Regions from separate parts of the Homo sapiens genome. Here region 2 is linked to region 1. Evidence: chromatin loops called from intact Hi-C (ENCODE). Cell type or tissue: Caco-2. All regions are shown on one strand. Links, peaks and the distances in the headings refer to the core of each region. The heading gives the core; the rest is flanking DNA.

Region 1 (5,377 bases), core at 265-5,264:
CAATACCATGAAATACCACTCAGCAATAAGAAGAAACAGAGGGTGGAGACACACAACAACTTGGATGGATCTCAAGGGTATTGGGGAAAAAAGCGAATCTCAAAATGATTCCATTCATATGATATTCTTGAAATGAAAAAATTACGGAAACAAACGACAGATTAGTATTGCCAAACATTAAGGAAGTAGTAGGGGTGGAAGGGAAGGGCAGTATGAGTTATCCTCGTAGTGATGGAACCATTCTATTCTATGTCTTCTCTGTAATGCTGTCAATATCCCTGTTGAAATACTGTGCTGTAGTTTTGCAGGATGTTATCAGTGGGAGATATACCATTTTGATTCTTGTAAAATATAGATGGAAAGGAAAAGGAACTAGAATAGCTAAAACAATCTTGAAAGAGAATAAAGTGGGAAGAATCAGTACCCAAAAAACTGGCTAGAGAGTACCCAGGATCTCTTAGCATTATTTCTTACAACTGCATGTGAGTTTACACTTATATCAAAGGTTTAATTAAAAATATTTCTCAGCCGGGTGCGGTGGCTCACGCCTGTAATCCCAGCACTCTGGGAGGCTGAGGTGGGCGGATCACTTGAGGTCAGGAGTTCGAGACCAGACTGACCAACATGGTGAAACCCTGTCTCTACTAAAAATACAAAATTAGCTGGGTGTGGTGGTGCATGCCTGTAATCCTAGCTACTCGGGGGTCTGAGGCAGAATAATTGCTTGAAGCCGGGAGGCAGAGGTTGCGGTGAGCCGAGAACGCACCATTGCACTCCAGCCTGGGCAACAAGAGCGAAACTCTATCTCAAAAAAAAAAAAATTTTTTTTTCAGATATATCAGGAATTGTAGTCAAATACCTTTAAATTATGAGCTTGTATATATTTTAGGTAGTTGCTCAAATTAATATTTAACACATCTGTTTTATTTACATACACATCTGTTTGTTTCCACATCTGTTTTATTTATCCAGTATTCTGGAATGAGCTACAGTATAAAGTAACCTACACTTTTTTGTTTTTTGAGACGGAGTTTCACTCTTGTTGTCCAGGCTGGAGTGCAATGGCGCAATCTCGGCTCACCGCAACCTCCGCCTCCCGGGTTCAAGCGATTCTCCTGCCTCAGCCTCCCGAGTAACTGGGATTATAGGCATGCGCCACCATGCCCAGCTAATGTTTTGTATTTTTAGTAGAGACGGATTTTCTCCATGTTGGTCAGGCTGGTTTCAAACTCCTGACCTCAGGTGATCCACCTGCCTTGGCCTCCCAAAGTGCTGGGATTACAGGCGTGAGCCATCGCACCTAGCCAACCTACACTTTTACTCTCACCGAAACTCCATGTGTGTCTGTCCCATTTGTTCTGTCATAAAACTTCTCATCCACTCCCTCAATCAGTGATTTATTCATTCAAACATGTTTGGTGTGCAAAGGATGAGTGAGGCTCAGTGCCATCTTGGTGTCGCACCATTAAGCCAGACCTTTCTATCCATGTTTGTGGCTCCCAGATATTGTAGAAGTGACACGCTGAAGTCTGATTTAGATTCTTTTGTGAAAACCACTTTTGGAGTGTCAGTTTTTGGGCTTTTGAAAAGCCTTCTTCAGAATTTGCAATCCAAAGAAGGTACAAAAGGCTTTCTGGTTTCTCCCAAGATGTCGCTCATTAGATCAATGGACTTTTCAAATAACATGGAAAGTGAACAAGCCCTTTCTTTTCTTCTTTAGGGTTTTGTAGACCAAATACATTAGTTAATTTTAAAAATAAGAATAAAAGTGTAAAGAACGGATAGATGGAAATTTTGTTTTTCTCTCAATTCTCCTATCAGACCCTGGGCAGAAATGGGTCTGCAACATTTGATCCCAAGAATTCTTAACCAGAAGTCCCTGGATAAGTCTGGGCACTGGCTGAAATGGCATGCCATATTTTGGGACATTCTTCTGGAGAGGGAATCCACAGCTTTCAAGGATTCCCTTGAAAGGGTCTGTAACCCAGAAAATATAAGAATACCTGTTTTAATGGCTGAAGGCTCCAGAGACGTAGAAAGAACTAGAAATATGTGGGAAGAGCCTATCCATGGCCTGATGAGGGAGCTGGCTTTCATCTTCACCCTTCCTACCGGTTCAAGGGCTGACTCAAACACCTCTTCCCTGTGAAGCTTTCTCTGATCAGCTCACCTCCTCTCAGCCAGAAGCCGTCTCTTCTCTGAGCTTCCAGAGTCTTTGCTTGCTCTTCTTTTAAGACACTTACCCGTCAGATGTAGTGACTCATGCCTGTAATCCCAGCACTTTGGGAGGCCAAAGTGGGAGGATCACTTGAGGCCAGGAGTTCGAGACCAGCCTGGACAACATAGGGAGACCCTGTCTCTACAAAATAAATAAATACATAAATAAATAAGACGCCACTTTCTATCACATGTGAAACTAGATATTGCCTCTATTCGCTGCCCCTGTACCATTATGGATTTGTTCTAAGTGGATGATCTAGACATATTTGTTGGGCGAGTGATGGTCCTTACAAGTTTGGTGGCAGCCCTTCAGAATTGGCCTGGAGATAAGAATGGTTGGTTCTTTTGCTTTTCAACAAAAAATGTAAGGCATTGGGCATTGACTGGCATTTTACATGATGTGAAATGCCCAGTGGGGAAGGTAGTCAGTCCTTCTGCAGGGACTGAATGCCTGCTCAGTGAGAAACTGTAAGCAACCTTTGCATCTTCTTTTTTTTTTTTCTTTTTTTTTGAGATGGAGTCTCGCTCTGTTGCCCAGGCTGGAATGCAGTGGCCTGGTCTCAGCTCACTGCAAGCTCCGCCTCCTGGGTTCACATTATTCTCCTGCCTCAGCCTCCCGAGTAGCTGGAACTACAGGCACCCACCACCATGCCTTGCATCTTCTAAATCCAGCTCAGCTGTGGCATTGTAAATAGCACTCTGCCTTGTCCCAGCTGTCTTATTTGTGAAATACTTAGAAAAACTCCACCAATCTCCTGACTTCACCTTTCCTTTAGGGTAAATCTATTATTTTAAGGGAGGGTGGGAGTGGAGAGAGGGACTCAAGTATTCCTTGTTCCAGTGGAATTTGTCCCAACCTCCCACAGCATTGCCTCCAGCCCATCTTGCATTCTTGGCTTTTGAAGAGGAGGGGCAACCCCCTTCTTATCTGGGATTGCCTGCTTAAACAAACTCAGTGGTGTGGAGGTATTGTCCTTTGGAAACTTGGCCTGGGACACTTTACCAAGTGTCTGCAAACATTTAGACATGGAAAACTACCCACTGTTAACCCAGAGCTCATTGTCTCTGCTCAGGGCTGCTCTTCTCTGAAAGTGGCTTGTGGTTGGGGGTGGAGGTGGTGAGAGTCGGCCCAAGGGAATCCCTCAGTTGGGGCTCTGGGCTGGGGAATTGTGCTGCTGTTTGTTTAAACAACCTGAGTGTAATTGGATTGTTTGAGATGCCCAAGATGTTTGGGAAAGTGGGGGAAGGGAGGCAGCTTGCTGGGGGAGAGAGTCACCAGCAGGGACTTTGATGGGTGGCAGGCTGGGTGGTTGTCAGCCTCCAGATTGCAAAGCCAGTGGGAAGGATGGCCCTTCCGGCTTGTCCGTGGGCACATCAGGACCTGGGTCAATAGGTCGGACCATGTAGTCTATAAAATATTAAAGCTAGTACTTGAGGGGTGGATCAGGATATGAGGAATATTTAACTTAAAATCAATTATCCCTTTTTAACCATAACAATCTAAGGATAGCACAAATGCACGGTTACATGTTTGCTTGTTATTTAGATCTGATTTTTTAAAATCCCACAAAAATAGTTGTAATGACCAACTCAGGTTTCACTAGTAAGAATGCTGGGTAGGAATTCTTAAGGAGTTGCTACATCATTCCTTGGGACAGAACAGGGGCTATCGGGGAGTATTTGACAGGCCTATGGAAAAAATAAGTCTGTGCTTTATTGTAGGGATCATACCCTTCCATTTGACCTAGGGAAAAGGGCAAAGAGTGTTAAAAAAATGAGAAGAATCTGGGAATAATAGAAGGAATCTTTGCAATGCTGGGCCTGGCCAGCACCGCCCTGTGAGATCAGACCTCACGTGAACCATGTTCTCACGTCACCTGAGGCATGCAGGTAGACTCCACAAACCAGGTGTGAATACTTATTAGGGATGCTTACCATGTAAGAAATAATTAGAAAAGGTAAAGGGCTCCTATTACGTGGCGGGCTCCCAAATTTGTAATTTTACTTAATCACTGCTGGAACCTGTGACAGAAGTTAGAAAAACAGACTGTGGCTCAGAGGGGTGAAATGAACTTGCCCAGACCACAAAGAGGGAAATGGTTCAATCTGGATTTGCATTAAGATCCTTCTGTTTTCAAAACTCTCTTTCCAATACACTATACTCATACTTCTCCCTACCCTGCAAAAAAAGAATGAAAATGCAGAATTAATCACCATGCAGGTTCAAAAACAAATAACCCTCTTTTGATATGCCAGTAGCATATCACACATAGAGGCCTTCAGCTAAATAAACAATCAATTAGGGAAAGGATAGAAATGTTAATATTGGTAAAACCTACTGATCTTCTGATTGGGAATACATTTTAGATTATTTGAGGATGGAATGCTTGTCATCTTCATTTTAAGATGGCTATCAGTTTTTGAGGTTAGCCCTTAGTTAAAATAAAGTCGTAGTCAAGTATCTTGTAACATTTAGTGGAACAATACCTGACAGGGTACATTTACCCTTTCACCTTTTTTTTTTTTTTTGAGACAGAGTTTCACTCTGTGGCCCAGGCTGGAGTACAGTGGCATGATCTGGGCTCACCGCAACCTCCACCTCCTGGGCTCAAGTGATTCTCCCAGCTCAGCCTCCCAAGTAGCTGGGAGGCACAAGCCACCACACCTAGATAATTTTTGTGGGTTTTTTTTTTCTTTGTAGAGACAGGGTTTCACCATGTTGCCCAGGCTGGTCTCAAACTCCTGGACTCAAGGGATCCATCTGCCTCAGCCTCCCAAAGTGCTGGGATTACAGGTGTGAGCCACTGTGCCTGGCCTAACCTTTCACTCTTAACATGGTTATCTCTGTAAAAGAAAAATAGCTTTGTAAAGGCGTTGTCTTTTTTTGCTTTTTTTTTTTTTTTTTTTTGAGACAGAGTCTTCCTTTGTCACCCAGGCTGGAGTGCAGTGGTGCACTAATAGCTCACTGCAGCCTGAAACTCCTGGGCTCAAGCAATCCTCCTGCCTCAGCCTCCTGAGTAGCTGGGACTACAGGTGTATGCCACCATGCCCAGCTCAAATTTTTCAACATTTATTTTTAATTTATTTGTTTTCACTGTGTTACCCAGGCTCATCTTGAACTCCTGGCCTCAGGCAATCCTCCCACTTCAGCCTCCCA
Region 2 (5,377 bases), core at 72-5,071, 54 kb after region 1:
CAATCTCAGCTCACTGCAACCTCCGCCTCCTGGGTTCAAATGTTTCTCCTGCCTCAGCCTCCTGAGTAATTGGGATTACAGGCACACGCCACCATACTTGGCTAATTTTTTGTATTTTTAGTAGAGAGGGGGTTTCACCATTTTGGCCAGGCTAGTCTGGAACTCCTAACCTCAAGTGATCCTCCCGCCTTGGCTCCCCAAAGTGCTGGGATTACAGGCGTGAACCACCGTGCCTGGTCAACAAACGGAAACCCTTTCTGAGGTCTGTGCCAGGCCTAAAGTGTTATCTCTCCTTGCCTGCCATCAACCCCTACGTTCCTTCCTGAACAAAGTTATTTCTTTTTCCCTCTTTCCTTCTTTAGAACAATGCCCCTGTCTATCTTTCTATTTGGATTACCCCTGTATAAAAACCAGGTGTGCTCTGAGGGTGGTCTTTTGGAGAAGGATAATCAAAACTCTCCAAGATGAGCCTACTGATGATGTCCAAGACTATGGTCTCCATATTAAGAAAAAGTCTCACTGGTTCTATCTTTTATTCTGCAGTAGCATCTCTTCCTCAAAGATGAGCCAGCCGTCATTTGAAGAGGAGGAAAGACTGGATTGGGGAAGAATCTGGGGCAAAATGAAGCCAAATTGAGAACGAGGAGAAAAGAAGATGCTAAGGCCGCAGATAAGGAGGTCTTGAGTGTTACAGCTCTTTTTGAATTTGTCTAGCATGCTTTCTGCTTTTTACTGGAAAGTGCCCCCCCCCAAAAAAATAAAAACGAATAAATAAAAAAGAAAGATTTAAAAAATAAAAGAGAAAGAAGGGCCTGGGAATTGTGGCTGCTCAGAGGACACCCAGCTCTGAGTTCAGTAGACTCTGATGAAGTGCCGCTTCTGCTTATGGTTGTCCCTTCCCATCTATCCTGGTTCTGTTTATCCTGTCTCATATCTCTCAGGATAGTCAGGGCAGCTTCCCCTGTTCTCTTGCCACTGGCTCCAACAACCTGCCTGTCACACATTCTATCTTTTGCTTCTTCAAAATATCTCTAAGATTGACTCTTCCTTTCCTCTCTCCATCAAGTTCCATCTCCCGGGCTGATCCTGCTCCTCTGCGATACGTTCTGCAGATGGTCCTGTGTGGCCCAGTCTTCCAAATGCACCTCTTCAGGGATGCCCATCCTCAGTTAGAGAAACGTGAGTGACCTCGAGGCCCTGCAGGGGGTTCTTCCTTCTGACTCGGCATACTTATTTCTCACTGCACCCGAAAGGAAACCCCTCAATGCAGTTTTTAGAGCTGTCTCCAGTCCCCAGTCTCTTCCTGACCCTGCATTCCTGCACTGGCTGAGATAAACCTTTCTCCTCCTCACTTAATCTGCCACTTAATCTGCATCCTGCCATCCATGAGAGGACTCCAACCCAGGCTGAAGTCTCCTTCTTTGCTTGCATATTAAATGAGCCTGCCATTGCTGGGCATGTCTCTATCCTCTTGCTGGTTAAAATGGTGTTGCTTTCAGCCAAAAGCCTTTGAAAACTTCACAGAGCCATGTCATCTGTCACATACATTGCAAAGAGCAAAACTGGTCAAAGTTAAAGCAAATTTAGTCATTTAGCATAGGGTTGTTTTTGAATGATCCCAGGGATGTTAGTTTTGTCCCCCCACCTCCCAATTTGCTACTGCTGCTGGGGTGTCTGTGAGCCTCTCACAGCGTGTTATTTAGGGCTGGGCTCAGGGGCGGGGGGAGACGCTCACTACACACACGCTAATTGACTTATTGAGTTAGTCATTTGGTCTTTGACAAACATTTATTTACTGCCTACAGAGAAGGCTCAAGTCGATTTTTACTTATCTTCCCAAATGGCACCAAAATTCAACAAGAGCCACCCAACACCTAGGAAAGGACTTTGACCAATGAAAGCAACTTGAGAACAGGTTTTGCTGCCTTCAGCTCACCTTGAGCAGGGGCCAAGCTCAGTGCGTTGGGAAGAGGCACAAAGAGCTCACTTGCTGCATGCTGTTTGTTCAGAAATAGCCTTCCTGAAGCATGAGTCTATTGGTGAGAACTCAGCCTTACAAAGTCAACACAAGGCTTCTGGCTGATGCTCCAGGACACTGGGCTGCTGATGCCTTCCACGCAGATCCAGAACTTCTTGTCCTCTGGGTTCACAATTTCACAGCACAGGGAGTCAGTCCTGGCTTGGCCTCTCCCTCTCACAGACCTGTGGTCAGGGTTTGTGGCCAACTGTAGGGCTTCCTTAAGGGAAGGGGTTTGTAAACCCATTTCTCTAAGTGACCTCCCTGAGCTGCAGCCTTCGGGCTGGTTCTCTCCTCTCTGCATGGCTGTAGCTCTCTGGGGCTGAACATCCCAGTAGCCAAGTGGACAAGTAGACTCTGAGAGGTGGCTATTGAGGCAGAGTAAGGGACTAGTGGGAATCTCTATTGGCAACAGAAATGCAAACGTACCTTCAGGTCAGGTTTAAAGGCCTAGTCAATGATTACATATTTTTATTATTTACCTAGTAAAAATTCCCTTGAGAGGGAGAGAGAAAGAGGAGAGAAAGAAAGAGAGAGAGAGAGAGAGAGAGAGAGAGACAGGTGCTTGATTCTCCACCTCCAAATTTTAGGGTCTATTCAGAGCTTTTGTGGCCATGTGGGGACATCTGTGATCTCTGGCTTCTGGGCTGGGCTCACTCAGAGCAGGGCAATCCAATGGTAGGCCTAAGACTTGTAGACCTTAGCCTGGGAGAGGTTCTGCTTCAAGCAGAAAATGTGGAGCCACAGAGAGGCTGCAGCTCAACAAGGTAATTCTCCCAGCCTCCAGATGACAAAGGTTGCATTTACACCTGGCCAGGAGGTTTAATCATCTACCTTTTCCAAACACAGCAGGCTAACAACCGGCTGGGCCGAAAATCATAAATTAAAAAAAAAAAATCACCAATAAGAGACAGTACAACGGGAAGGAGGAGAAAAGTGGCTCAGTGTCCTTGCTCTAGAGGAGGAACCCCTAGGTTTAACCCCTAGTGGGACCCCTGGGTGGGGAGCCATGAGTGAAGGTCCCACGTGGGAGCCTTTGATGAGAGACTGAGCCAGTGTTCCCCACGCCAGCATGAACAGCACAGTTGCCACAAATCCCATGAAAAAATGGCCCCCTGTGGGCCAGGGTTGTCTGTCTCACCATGGCTGTGGAGAAAGAAGTCTCTGCCATTAAGATCTTCCCCTGGGGGCTTGCAGGGAGGACTGTGCCATGTTACCGGTTCTTTTATGTCTTTGCTTTCTTGTTAGAGACCAGGCTGTCTTTTTGTCACCAAATCAGGCAGACTGGCGTAGCAATTACATGCTTCCACCTCATGTCAGACTACCTGTGTTCAAATCTCAGCTCCATCATTCACCTGTGGCTTCGGGCAAACAGCCTCAGCTCTCCAAGCCTTGGCTTCCCCATTTATATAATAGGGATGGTAATAGTACTTGCCTTATAGAATATCGTTGGGGTTAAATGACATAAAGTGTCATTATTATTATTTCATGGAAAAATGCAATTCAGGGGACTCAGAGATAGCTTTAGCTGTGGGTTGATGGTATCTGGGTTCGATGCATTTTAACCAGAATGATGACAGATTTATGTGTAGCAGAGACTTGGGGACGCTGGTGTCCACAGGACGGTGGTTACACATTAATTTTTCACATATGAATCTGATCACACCAAGAAAGCCACAGAACTCCATCAATGAATAGGATCTTCATAATAAAGTTTTAATGGCAAAGGCAAGATCAATCCTTTAGGTAATTAGCAATAAATAGTATTGGATGTCTATACACAAGACACTCTGGTCAGTGCAGGGGACCTAGCAGAATTGGATCCAGGCTCTCCTCTCTCAATAAATTTACCATCTTGATAGGGGGACAAGACATACATGTAATTAGCTAGATAGCAACTCAAGATAACATATGTCAAATGCCAAATGAGTTGTATTGTAGAGCAAATGTATTTGTGTCTTATCTCTTCCACTCACTCCCTGAAGACAGAAACCACATCTGTCTTGCTCATGATATGTCCTCTGCGCACATCTGCATTATTGCCGAGGCTCCCTGAATACTTACTTTGGCCCAGGCACTGTTCTCAGTGCTTCATAGGCATTAGCTCTTTTAAGCTTATCACATAGACTATGATGTAGATACTGTCATCAGCCCATTTTCAGGATGGGAAAAGTGGGTGAGAGAGAAATGCAAAAACTTGCTCAAAGGCACATGGGAACACCTGTTACCACTCTGCAGTGTCCATTGCACATACTAGTAACTTTCCCCAGCTGCCCCCTCCAGTGCCTAGTGCCGTACCTGGCACAAGGGATGGGGAAATGCATTTCTGGGGAGCCCGCCAATGTTCCAGATGCTGCTAGGCACTTAACGTGGGCCTTCTCACTTCATCTTTACAAACTCCATTGAGGTAGGGACCACGATGTTCATATGAAGGAGGAAGGGGGTTCTGAGAGGCCAAGGATGTATGCAGGGTACAGGCTGGCAAAAAATGCTTCCTGGGCCAGGCACGGTGGCTCATACCTGTAATCCTAGCACTTTGGGAGGTGGGAGGATCACTTGAGTCCAGGAGTTCGAGACCAGCCTGGCCAACATGGCAAAACCCTGTGTCTACTAAAAATACAAAAAATTAGCTGGGTGCAGTGGCACATGACTGTAATCCCAGCTACTTGAGAGGCTGAGGCAGAGAATTGCTTAAACCCAGGAGGCGGAGGTTGCAGTGAGCTGAGACTGCGCCACTGCACTCCAGCCTGGGCGATGGAGTGAGACTCTGTCTCACACACACACACAAAAAGCTTCCTGAATGATTTACAAACCAATAGACTGACTTGAACTGGGACAAGTTTGGAGCTCAGAGGACTGGGGTGGTGAAGGAAGTCTTTTCCAAGAAGCAGTGTGTCCACTGGATTATGAAGGGATTGGATTTGGGTAAGCAGGAAATGCGGGAGAGAGATGGAACTGGAGTGGGAAGGCTGCACAGGAGCCTTGGCAGTGAGCTCATGCCAGCAGCCTGGCTGGAGTAAACGATATGTGCAAACAGGCTGGAACAGTGAGAATGGTAGATCAGGGACAGATTATAAGAGGACTTGAGTGCCAAGCAAAGGAGGAGAGACCCTGAAGGAACAGAATCCACAGAAATAAGCTGGCCGTGTCTTGAATGCTTAATGCTTCTGGATCTTTAACTGGGTCCAAACATTTGATAAGCCTGGCATGGCCTTTAATTTCTTCATGCTACAATTATATTGAATTACATAACATCTTTCATCAAGGCCACTGGAAAATTACACAAAACATTTGTTCCATACAGCATGGGAAAGTTTAAACGTCTTGCAGGAAAATGCCAATGTCCTTCTTTTCCTGTAC

What was found. A loop is a pair of places that touch in the nucleus more often than their neighbours do. Peaks named below come from ENCODE experiments on the same cell type or tissue, not always from the same donor. Only the 100,000 strongest peaks of a DNase experiment are listed, where the experiment ranks them.
Region 2: a loop joins it to region 1, with 4 times the contacts of the local background. A loop is called at or near these places in 6 of 110 quality-filtered maps.

Annotation. Positions count from the first base shown.
Region 1 is chr18:21,988,034-21,993,410 of GRCh38, forward strand. All of the region lies in intron 1 of LINC01900 (long intergenic non-protein coding RNA 1900), which reads left to right. Among named protein-coding and RNA genes, the nearest start is that of LINC01900, 9.6 kb to the left of the region's middle. RefSeq lists an enhancer at 3,128-4,000. In Caco-2, for the core only: no CTCF peak of the experiment used is centred there; DNase peaks (open chromatin) are centred at 3,258 and 4,068.
Region 2 is chr18:22,042,674-22,048,050 of GRCh38, forward strand. It overlaps the pseudogene RNU7-17P. Among named protein-coding and RNA genes, the nearest start is that of LINC01900, 64 kb to the left of the region's middle. In Caco-2, for the core only: no CTCF peak of the experiment used is centred there; DNase peaks (open chromatin) are centred at 1,958, 2,328 and 2,768; H3K4me3 peaks cover 1,518 bases.